2 separate regions of the Homo sapiens genome follow, and region 1 is linked to region 2. Evidence: read pairs that join two places in POLR2A ChIA-PET (ENCODE). Cell type or tissue: A673. All regions are shown on one strand. Region 1 overlaps SHB (SH2 domain containing adaptor protein B). Region 2 has its middle 46 kb from the start of SHB.

Region 1 (5,000 bases), 86 kb before region 2:
AGTGCCTCCCAAACTGGTTTTAGACAGCTTAATTCGAGGCATTTTTCTGCTTCTGATAGGCACAGCCTGTTGGTCCCCCACCCCCTTCCCAAGGAAGGATCAGGAATGCCCGTGAGGCTTTCTCACGGTAACGTAAGGCTCTGTACAGTAAGAATAACTTCCAGTGTGCTCACAGGAAAAGTATGTAAAAGCAAAACAGCAGCGCCTGTGAGCCAAAGGCCTTTCCTGTGCAATGTGGTACCTTTCAAAGCCAGGCCTCTGTGCCCCAGCCAAGGCCCGGGAGTCACCAAGTGCACCCTCTCTCTCGTGTGTGCTTCCTGTGCTAGAAGCCAAGGTTAAAGGGGAGAAAGAGCTCAGGCCTGGAGGAGCACGAGATCGGGCCAGCACAGTGCCTTTTAATGATCAGCTGCAGAGGCGCGGGAACCCGCACTAAGTGAAGGATCATTTCTCCCCGAACGGGACCCATTAGGATGACTCATGCACATTTCCCACAGGGGAGCTAAAAGGCTGGGCCAGGCCCCTTTAAGGCACAAGCAGCACTAAACAGCTGCTCTCCCCAAGAGTCACTCTCTCTTTATTGAGGATAGGCAGCATCAGCCACAATTACCAGCCCCATGTTTGAGGGCTCCCAATTACATTCCGCTTAACACCAGGTGCTCCATAAATGCTGATTCACTTTTTAAAATAATGCTGTATCCTCCAGCAACCAAGCCTTGATGAACTCTTTCTCCTGTGCCGTCATCTAGGCTGGGAAACCCTGAACCTCACAGGCCTGTTTCTCACATGTACTCGGCGCTTTCTAATGTACAGGAAACTTAGGGTGGCTAGGGCTTTGCGATGTCAAGCAGGTCTGTGATGGTGTTTATCGCTGTTCAGTCCGATCACCTCGTGCCTCCACGTGCCAGGCAATGGGCTCTGTGCTGGGGATACAGAGGAGAGGAAAGGCAGGCCTCCTCCCCCTGCTCTTGCATTGCTTCCAGGTCCCCAGGGGAGATGGGCATTATTCAGTTCACCTCCCCAAGGCAGGCTGGCATGTGCCAGGCAGGGTGAGTAAATGCCTGGGTGAAGGGCCCTTCCCACCCTGCCCTGAATTGCAGCTATGTGTAGGCCTGTCTGCTTCCGCTCCACCAGGAAGGCAGGTTCTGGAGCTCTGTTTCCTTTTTATTACAATATAGCACCTGGTGCACAGCAGGGTCCCAGCAAGGTGTGCTGGGCTGAAACCAGGGGCAGGGCAGGGCAGGGCCTCCAGGGTGGTGGATTCCGGGCCCTGAGCTCCAATGCTTCCAAATTTCTCACCAGCTATGGAGCTCTACTTTCTCTAAGCCTGAGCCCTCCCACTTTCACTGGGAAAACATCTTCCTTCTGCGGTGCAGGAGAAGCTGAGTCAATGAACCAAGGGATACATAGTGCCTGTCACATTATGCTGGCATAGGCAAGGGCACAAGGGCACTAGAGAACACAGAAAAGATGCTGCTCTTATCCTCTAGAGGCCACAGGCCATGCCTTTTAGTCTGGGGAACCCAGACACAGACCTTGAAGCAGGCACTAAAATGCAAGTGGTTGATCTGGGAGGAGACACTTACCGGGGACAGGGAAAATGGGCCTGAGAAGGGTATCAGGAAAGCTGGGTTACAAAGCCAGCTACCCATGGTGGGCAACTAGATGGAGCATGATCTGACAGAGGAAACTCTGGGAAACCATGCACAACCCACCCCTCAGAATTACCTTACCAAGAGTGAGGGAGCTGGGGGTCAGGCACCAACTCCTGGGAGCTCCTGGTGTAGGCAGAGCGGCTGTTCCCATTCCTATGTTCTAGAAAAGCCCTCGGGCACAGAGATGTGGATGAGCCAGTTGGAGAAGGCCAGACTGGGGAGGCAGAAGGGACAGGGTGGGTCTTGACAGCATCTGCTGCCCAGGGCAGGGGGTGCCTCCTGGAGAGGGATGGAGCTGAGCCAAGAGGTCTCTTCTGGTGCGTTTACCCAGCTGAAGCAATGGTACTGTGCGGGGCTCCCATCTGCTTGGCTCCTACCCCGGATCTCACACCCCATCTCCCACCTAGGGTTTGAAGCAGATAATGGCTTTGCAAATGCATTGGAGACTGCGCAGAATCACAGGAGTCCCCAGAAGCCACCCTCCCTAGTGCAGGCTGCCTCCCCTCCCAAAGCCCAAGTATCATTTTCTCCTGGTCTAGGGCCCTGTCCCAGAGACTAAGCAGGCACCTCCCCGAGGAAGCACATGGACAAAACCAAATGGGGACCCTATGGGCCTCTTTAGATCCTGCAACATCAATCAGCCTGGCAGCTTCAAGGAGGGCCCAGAGCTGTTGTGCCAATAATGGACGGGCTCATGCACCCTGTGATACCTATGAAGGCCTCAGGGGCAAGTCCATGTGGGCCAGGCCATAGTCCCTCACGACTGGCTAGTGGTAAATCAGAACACCACGGTGTGCCCATTTCATCACCCTGCAGCTGGGGTGCTGGAAACCCAGGCTTGCTCACAACCCCACACACAGAGAAGCAAGCCACCCTCAGTGATACCCTTCCTGACTGCCTCTAAAACCAATCTCCTCCTTTGTGCAAACAAATATGGCTCAGGCCACACCAGAATTGCGAAGAGGAACTCCAGCCAGAAGGCCTGTGGCACCTCTAACCCGGCAAGGCCAGCTCCAGCGCAGGCTGAGTTAGCTGAGGAGACATACTAACAGCCAGTGAAAGAAGTTAAGGAGTCTATTTATTCATTAAAACAAAATCCTTTCTGGCATCTCAGCAATTGACAAAATCAGGTCTCAAAACAGTACTTATAAAAGGATTCCATTTTTCTAAAATATAACATCAAAGAAATGTGTTTATATCCATAGAAAAAGGACCAGAAAGAAATGAAATACAGCACACAGATGCATGCTCTCTGCCTCCCTGGTCACCTGCCATTCCACGGGGTGGTAGGGTGAGGGTGAGGGGGCACCTTGCCTGCTGCTCCTCTGTGATCAAGCCCTCCAGGGCCAGGGCATGGACAAGTGGATACAGGACCACCGAGCTTCCCAGGCCCAGGGAACCCTCCTTGCTCCTGGAGCTTTCCCTTCATGGCCCTGGACCCCTTACTGCATCCTAGCCAGAAGCCTATTTGTAAACATGTAAATGATTCTAGTCCACCACAGCCTTTGCCTTGAAATCTCCACCAGGCCCAAAGCTTTCAACACCAAGTGGTCCAATCAACTCTGCCCAGCCCCAGCCTGGCATAAAGGGGTGTGAGTAAATGCTGGGGGAGTCAATGAGCAAATTAATCTACAGAGGGTCTATGGGGCCATTTCTCTCCAGGGCAAAGCCAGAAGTCCTACCAATAAGGGACAATTCATACAACAGTATAGACAAGCAAGGTTTTACTCAAGTGCTTGCCCATTTTCTGGCTGCATGACTTTGGGCAACTTACATGACATACTTGATCTCTCTGTGCTTCCATTTCCTCATTTATAAAATGAGAATAATACCAAGACCTACCCTCATGGGGTTGCTATGAGATTTTTTTTTTTAATTTGTTTATTTTTTAGATGGAATCTCGCTCTGTTGCCCAGGGTGAAGTGCAATGGCGTGATCTAGGCTCACTGCAACCTCCATCCCCTGGTTCAAGCAATTCTCTCACCTCTGCCTCCCGAGTAGCTGGGATTACAGGCACACGCCACCACGTCCAGCTAATCTTTGTATTTTTAGTACAGACAGGGTTTCACCATGTTGGCCAGGCTGCTCTCGAACTCCTGACCTCAAGTGATACGCCTGCCTCAGCCTCCAAAAGTGCTGGGATTACAGGTGTGAGCCACCACACCCGGCCTGCTATGAGATTTAAATGAGTTAGTATTTGTCAAATGCTTAGACCAATATGCATGGTAAGCACTGCTGAAGTATTTGATAAATAAGTAAATGTGTACACATTTGCACAGCATCTGCCCCTGCACCTAGATGTACACGTGCATGCGTGTACACAAGCAAGTATGCCCACACTCCCATATGCTTCAGCACAACAGCATGCATTGCAACTGGTTTTCTCCACATCACTGCGAGATGGATGTGGGTGTACTCTCACAGCCAGTGGGGAAAGGGAGAAGGGCTGCAGTCTGCCCTAAACCACAAAGTCCAGTGAGGGCATGACCAGCAGCTGTGGCCAATGGAACCAGCTATCTGGCTGGACCCAGCTATCACACCAGCTGCTGCTCCCAGTCAGAGAGCAACTGCCCACCCAACCAAGCCCACACAGGTCTGGCCTGGGGCAGGGGACCCCAGATCCATTAGTCCTGGACCATGTACAACTTCCCCCCTCAGAGATGTTGAGCCCCCAGAGCGCACACTCTGTAGACGACACAGCAAAATGAGCCCAGATAAACACCACCTGCCCACCTCTTTCCTCCAGGTATATAAGAGGCCTCACTGCTGCGATTCCTCCCACTTGCTGCTTTCTCTAACCTCAAGCTTCCTCACAAAGGGCTGCAGAGAGCAGAGGAAATGCTCTAAGTCAGGCATAACGGGGATTTTAAGAGGCCGGGCCCAATGCACTTTATTTCTGGGGTTAAGAACATTAGGTTCTTATTTTTAAATGCCAGTATATCAGGGACTGATGTTTATAGTTTCCAGGGCTAGCTTCACAGGTGAGTGGCCTGTGCAGTCGCAAAAGGCCCCTGCACTTGGTTTAACAGCCTGCCATCACCATTTGGAAATTCTTAATAATTTTTAAATGAGGGGCCTCACATTCTTATTTTTTGTGGGATGGGCCCTGCAAATTATGTAGCTGATCGTGATGACCCCTCCCCAAACACCAACATCCAGAAGTTTCCATGGGGAGCTTGAGGCCCAGACTGTAATCCCCTCCTCTTGCCAGCAGGGCACCATTAGCTAAGTCATTCTATCAGCTCCTCAATTTCCCCATCTGTAGAATGGGTAGAGTGGGTTGTTAGGGCCAGAATCCTGGATTTCATGGACTACTATACAAAAAAATTATACAAAAAAAAAAGGGGG
Region 2 (5,000 bases):
GTCTCTCCTGGTGCCTCTCAAGCTACTAATGTGGCCAGTAGGATAGTAGTTATTTTTCTTGGCCTGAACCATTCCAATAGGGGATCTGAATATCCCATTATCAGGCTAGTGTGCTATCCAAAACCCCTAATGAAGCATGGACAGAAAAATATCATCATATATCTTTCATGTGATTCAAAAGTTCCTAATCAGAGGACCAACCAGAGGAACTGTCTCTCTCAGAGATATATTGCAGGGAATAGAAGAAAATATTAGAAAATATTGAATTCCAAATGACAACAAACTTTGAGAGAACATTGCCTTTATTCATCATTCAAAAAGCATGTATTGAGTGTCCACCCTATGCTAACAGTGAACAAGACAGGCAAAGTCTCTGTTCTCATGGGGTTTACCTTCTAGGGTGGGAAGAAAGATAACAGAGAAGCAAATAATAAATGATGAATATGGAGTGCTGTGGTGTGGACTAATAGGCTAATGAGGCAGAGCGACTGAGGGAGGCACACTGGGGATAGTGAGAGTGCTTGTGGGGAATTGTGAGCTTAGACTTGGCATCTGAGAATGGACCAGCCCTGCAAACTAGGGGGTCTCAGGCAGGGGGAACAAGTACCAGGACAGAACAGAGGCCAGCCTTGCTTCAGCACAAAACAGGGAGACAGACGTGGGTGAGGGGGAAGAGGTGGGCAGGAACTAGGTCATCCAGGGTCTTATTCATTCTGAGAGCAGTCAGGCACAGTGGTTCATACCAGTAATCCCAGCACTTTGGGAGGCTGAAGTGGGAAGATTGCTTGAGGCCAGGAGTTCAAAACCAGCCTGGGCAACATAGCAAGACCCCATCTCTACAAAAAAATTTTAAAAAATTAGGGGGGAATGGTGGAGCACACCTGTAGTCCTAGCTACTCGAGGCTGAGGCAGGAGGATCCCTTAAGCCCAGGAGGTTGAGGCTGCAGTGAGCTATGATCACATGACTGCACTCCAGCCTGCGTGACAGAGGAGACCCTGTCTCAAAAAACAAACAAGCAAACAATCAAACAACAAAAAACCTCAACAAAACCCAAAAGCCATTCTAAGGGCAATTGGGGATTACTGAAGAGCTTTAAACAGGAGAGGAACATATATGGTTTGTGTGTGTGTGTGTGTGTGTGTGTGTGTGTGTGTGTGTGTATGTGTGTGCTGTTGCTTTTTAGTTTTAGTTTTATTTGTAATTTTAGTTTACTAGGAATTATAAAAAAAAGAGATATAATTGATATACATAAAGCTTCCTTTTTCAAAGAGCACAATTGAGTCTTTTTTTTTTTTTTTTGAGATGAAGTCTCTATCTGTCACTCAGGCTGGAATGCAGTGGTGTGATGTCGGCTCACTGCAACCTCCACCTCCTGGGTTCAAGAAATTCTCCTGCCTCAGCCTCCCGAGTAGCTAGGACTACAGGTATGTGCCACCATGCCCGGCTAATTTTTTGTATTTTTAGTAGAGATGGGGTTTTACCTTGTTGGCCAGGCTGGTTTTTCACTCCTGACCTCAAGTGATCTGCCTGCCTCAGCCTCCCAAAGTGCTGGGATTATAGGTGTGAGCCACTGTGCCCGGCCTTCATTCCTTTTGAAAGATTAATAATATTCCACTGTATAGATTTACCACATTTTATTTATTCTTTACCAGCTGTTGGACATTTGGTTTTTTTCTACTTTTGGGCTATTATGAATAATGTTGCTATGAACATTCATGGCTACATCTTTGAAAGGATATATGCTTTTCTGAATAAATGCTCCCTGGATTTTGTGCAAGCCTTTGGTTAATTTTCAGAGTTCTGAAAACGTTGATTCTGCCAGTTTTGGGCAGTATTTCCATTGCTTGTATGGAGCAGACAATTCTCAGAAGTCTTTACTCTGATAGTTTGCTGATGTCATGCTGAATCCCTTCATTTTTATTATTTATTTATTTATTTTTGAGATGGAGTCTTGCTCTGTCACCCAGGCTGGAGTGCAGTGGCATGATCTCGGCTCACTGCAACCTCCGCCTCCCAAGTTCAAGCGATTCTCCTGCCTCAGCCTCCCCAGTAGCTGGGACTACAGGCATGTGCCACCACACCCAGCTACTTTTTGTATTTTTAGTAGAGATGAGGTTTTACCATGTTGGCCAGGCTGCTCTCGAACTCCTTACAGCCTCTCAAAGTGCTGGGATTACAGACGTGAGCCACTGTGCACAGCCCTAAGTCCTATTCTTGATGCAAAAAAGCCAGATGCAGAATTCTGGTTCAACAGACGTAAATGAGAGAAGTGCTCAGCTGGCTGAGTTGATAGAAATGGGTAGGAGGGGCCGGACGCGGTGGCTAATGCCTGAAATCCCAGCACTTTGGGAGGCTGAGGTGGGCAGATCACGAGGTCAGGAGATCGAGGCCATCCTGGCTAACACAGTGAAACCCCGTCTCTACTAAAAAATACAAAAAAAATTAGCCAGGCGTGGTGGCAGGCACCTGTAGTCCCAGCTACTTGGGAGGCTGAGGCAGGAGAATGGCGTGAACCCGGAAGGTGGAGCTTGCAGTGAGCTGAGATTGCGCCACTGCACTCCAGCCTGGGCAACAGAGTGAGACTCCGTCTCAAAAAAAAAAAAAGAAATGGGTAGGAGGTATGAAGAGCCGCCCTTGGGATTAAGACAAACTCAGAGGGCATTCAGAGTGAAATAATGTCTAGAAGTAGATACTCTGGGCTGCATCAGACACTCATGAGGTTTTGTGTCCTGGAGTATGTTTAGGGTGGTGAAACTATCTTGTGTTAGAGCAAGGGGAGGGCTGGGGCTGTTCAGCTGAAGAATGAGAGACAGGAGACATGAGCACTGTCTGCAGATCTCTAAAGGGCTGCCCTGGGGCAGAGAGAGCAGGTCTGTGAGGCCCCCCAGAGCAGAGGTATGTCCAGTAGTCAAAGATACAGAGAAAGAGACCTCAGCTCAAGCATTGAAAAGATCTCAGTAACAGGCTGAGCATCCAAGAATGCAAACTTGGGCATATGTCTGTAGGTAGTGAGTCCCCAGAAAGGGCCAGGTTGGAAGAATTCCAGGAAGTGTTTTGCACAATACCTGCAATGATGTTCTCTCAAAGTTGTGTTGGAGCTGATGGGGTTATCATGTCTTCAGATCTGCCCTTTCTTCATTCCAGAGCTCTGCCACCCACCTAGCTGGGAAACCAGAAACCTGGGCACTCTCCTAGACTCTTTCTCCTCTCCCACTCATGGCAATCAATCAATCAATCAACCAAACACCAGGTCCCATCCAGGACAACCGTAGGATATCTCTGGCATCTGGCCCCTTTTCTCCATCTATTGCTGCCATCTTCACTCAGATCTTCATAATTTCTTGTCCTGGCCTCTGTTATAGCTTCAGGTCTGTCTGTTAGCAATCTAACTGCAAGCTGATCATGTTAAGCCCCTTGATGAAATATTTGCCCTTTCTCCATAGTTTCAGGATAAAGCATGGACACCTTAACATGATATTCAACCCACCTCTCCAGGCTCACTGTTTTCCAGGTACTTTAGCCTCCAGCCGCATGTCACTGGCACCTGCCTTTGTTTTTGCTGAGAGTTCCCACATATACAACTCATGCATCCCAGCTTCCCCTATTATCTACATCTTAACCAATGTGTTATGTTTGTCAGAATCAGGAACCGATGTTGGTACATTATTATTAAGTTCATAGTTTACCTTAAAATTCACTGTTTGTATTATACATTCTATAGATTTTTGTTTTGAGACAGGGTCTTACTTTGTCACTCACACTAGAGTGCAGTGGCATGATCATAGCTCACTGCAGTCCTGAACCCTTGGCTCAAGCGATCCTCCTGCCTCAGTCTCCTGAGTAGCTAAGACTACAGGTGTGCACCACCAAGCTTTGCCAATTAAAATTTTTTTTTTTTTTTTTTTTGGAGACAGGGTCTTGCTATGTTGCTGAGGCTGGTCTTGAATTCCTGGCTTCAAGCAATCCTCCCACCTTGTGCTCCTAAACTGCTGGGATTCCAGGTCTAAGCCACTGTGCCTAGCTCTATAGGGTCTGACAAATATATGATGACATGTATCCATCATTACTGTATCATACAGAAGAGTTTCACTGCCCTAAAAATCCTGTGCTTCATTTATTTCTCCCTTGCCCCAACCTCTCCATGAGTCCCTAGCAATGACTTTTCCTGGCTTTTTATATGTTAAAAACCTACCCTGGCCAGACGTGGTGGCTGACACCTGTAATCCCAGCGCTTTGGGAGGCTGAAGTGGGTAGATCATCTGAGGTCAGGAGTTCGAGACCAGTCTGGCCAACATGGCCAAACCCTGTCTCTACTAAAAATACAAAAATTAGCCAGGCGTAGTGGCAGGCACCTGTAATCCCAGCTACTCAGGAGGCTGAGACATGAGAATCGCTTGAACCCAGAGGGCGGAGGTTGTAGTGAGCCAAGATCGTGCCACTGCACTCTAGCCTGGGTGACAGAGCAAGACTCGGTCTCAAAAACAAAAGACAAAAAGCCTACCCACTTACCTCCTTAGGAAACCTTCATATATTTTTCTGTGCTGGGTTCTCTCTCTCTTTCTGTCTCTGTGTGTCTCTCCCTGTCTCCCTCCTTCTTCCCCTACACACCAACCCTGCTGGATAGATTTTACCTCATGGGTGAATAAACAGAGGCTCATTTATTTAAATAACTTGCCCAAGACCATAGAACCAGTGAGTGTGGGGACTGAGATTTGAACCCAGCCCTGTCTGTCTCCAAACCCACCCAGAGCCCTTTTCTTTTTTTCTTTTCTTTTTTTTTTTTTTTTTTTTTTTTTGAGACACAGTCTCACTCTGCTGAGGCTGGAGTGCAGTGGCGAGATCTTGGCTCACTGCAAGCTCCGCTTCCCGGGTTCACGCCATTCTCCTGCCTCAGCCTCCTGAGTAGCTGGGACTACAGGTGCCTGCCACTGCACCTGGCTAATTTTTTTTCTTTGTATTTTTAGTAGAGACGGGGTTTCACCATGTTAGACAGGATGGT

What was found. Peaks named below come from ENCODE experiments on the same cell type or tissue, not always from the same donor. Only the 100,000 strongest peaks of a DNase experiment are listed, where the experiment ranks them.
Region 1: POLR2A ChIA-PET joins it to region 2 with 6 read pairs; 3 of 35 experiments call an interaction of 5 or more read pairs at or near these places.

The regions. Positions count from the first base shown.
Region 1 is chr9:38,025,969-38,030,968 of GRCh38, forward strand. The region is part of intron 1 of SHB (SH2 domain containing adaptor protein B); the gene reads right to left. Among named protein-coding and RNA genes, the nearest start is that of SHB, 41 kb to the right of the region's middle. RefSeq lists enhancers at 80-588, 589-1,098, 1,099-1,607, 1,608-2,116, 4,174-4,673 and a silencer at 2,828-2,997. In A673, no CTCF peak of the experiment used is centred here; a DNase peak (open chromatin) is centred at 483; H3K27ac peaks cover 2,576 bases.
Region 2 is chr9:38,112,269-38,117,268 of GRCh38, forward strand. No RefSeq gene overlaps it. Among named protein-coding and RNA genes, the nearest start is that of SHB, 46 kb to the left of the region's middle. In A673, no CTCF peak of the experiment used is centred here; no DNase peak of the experiment used is centred here.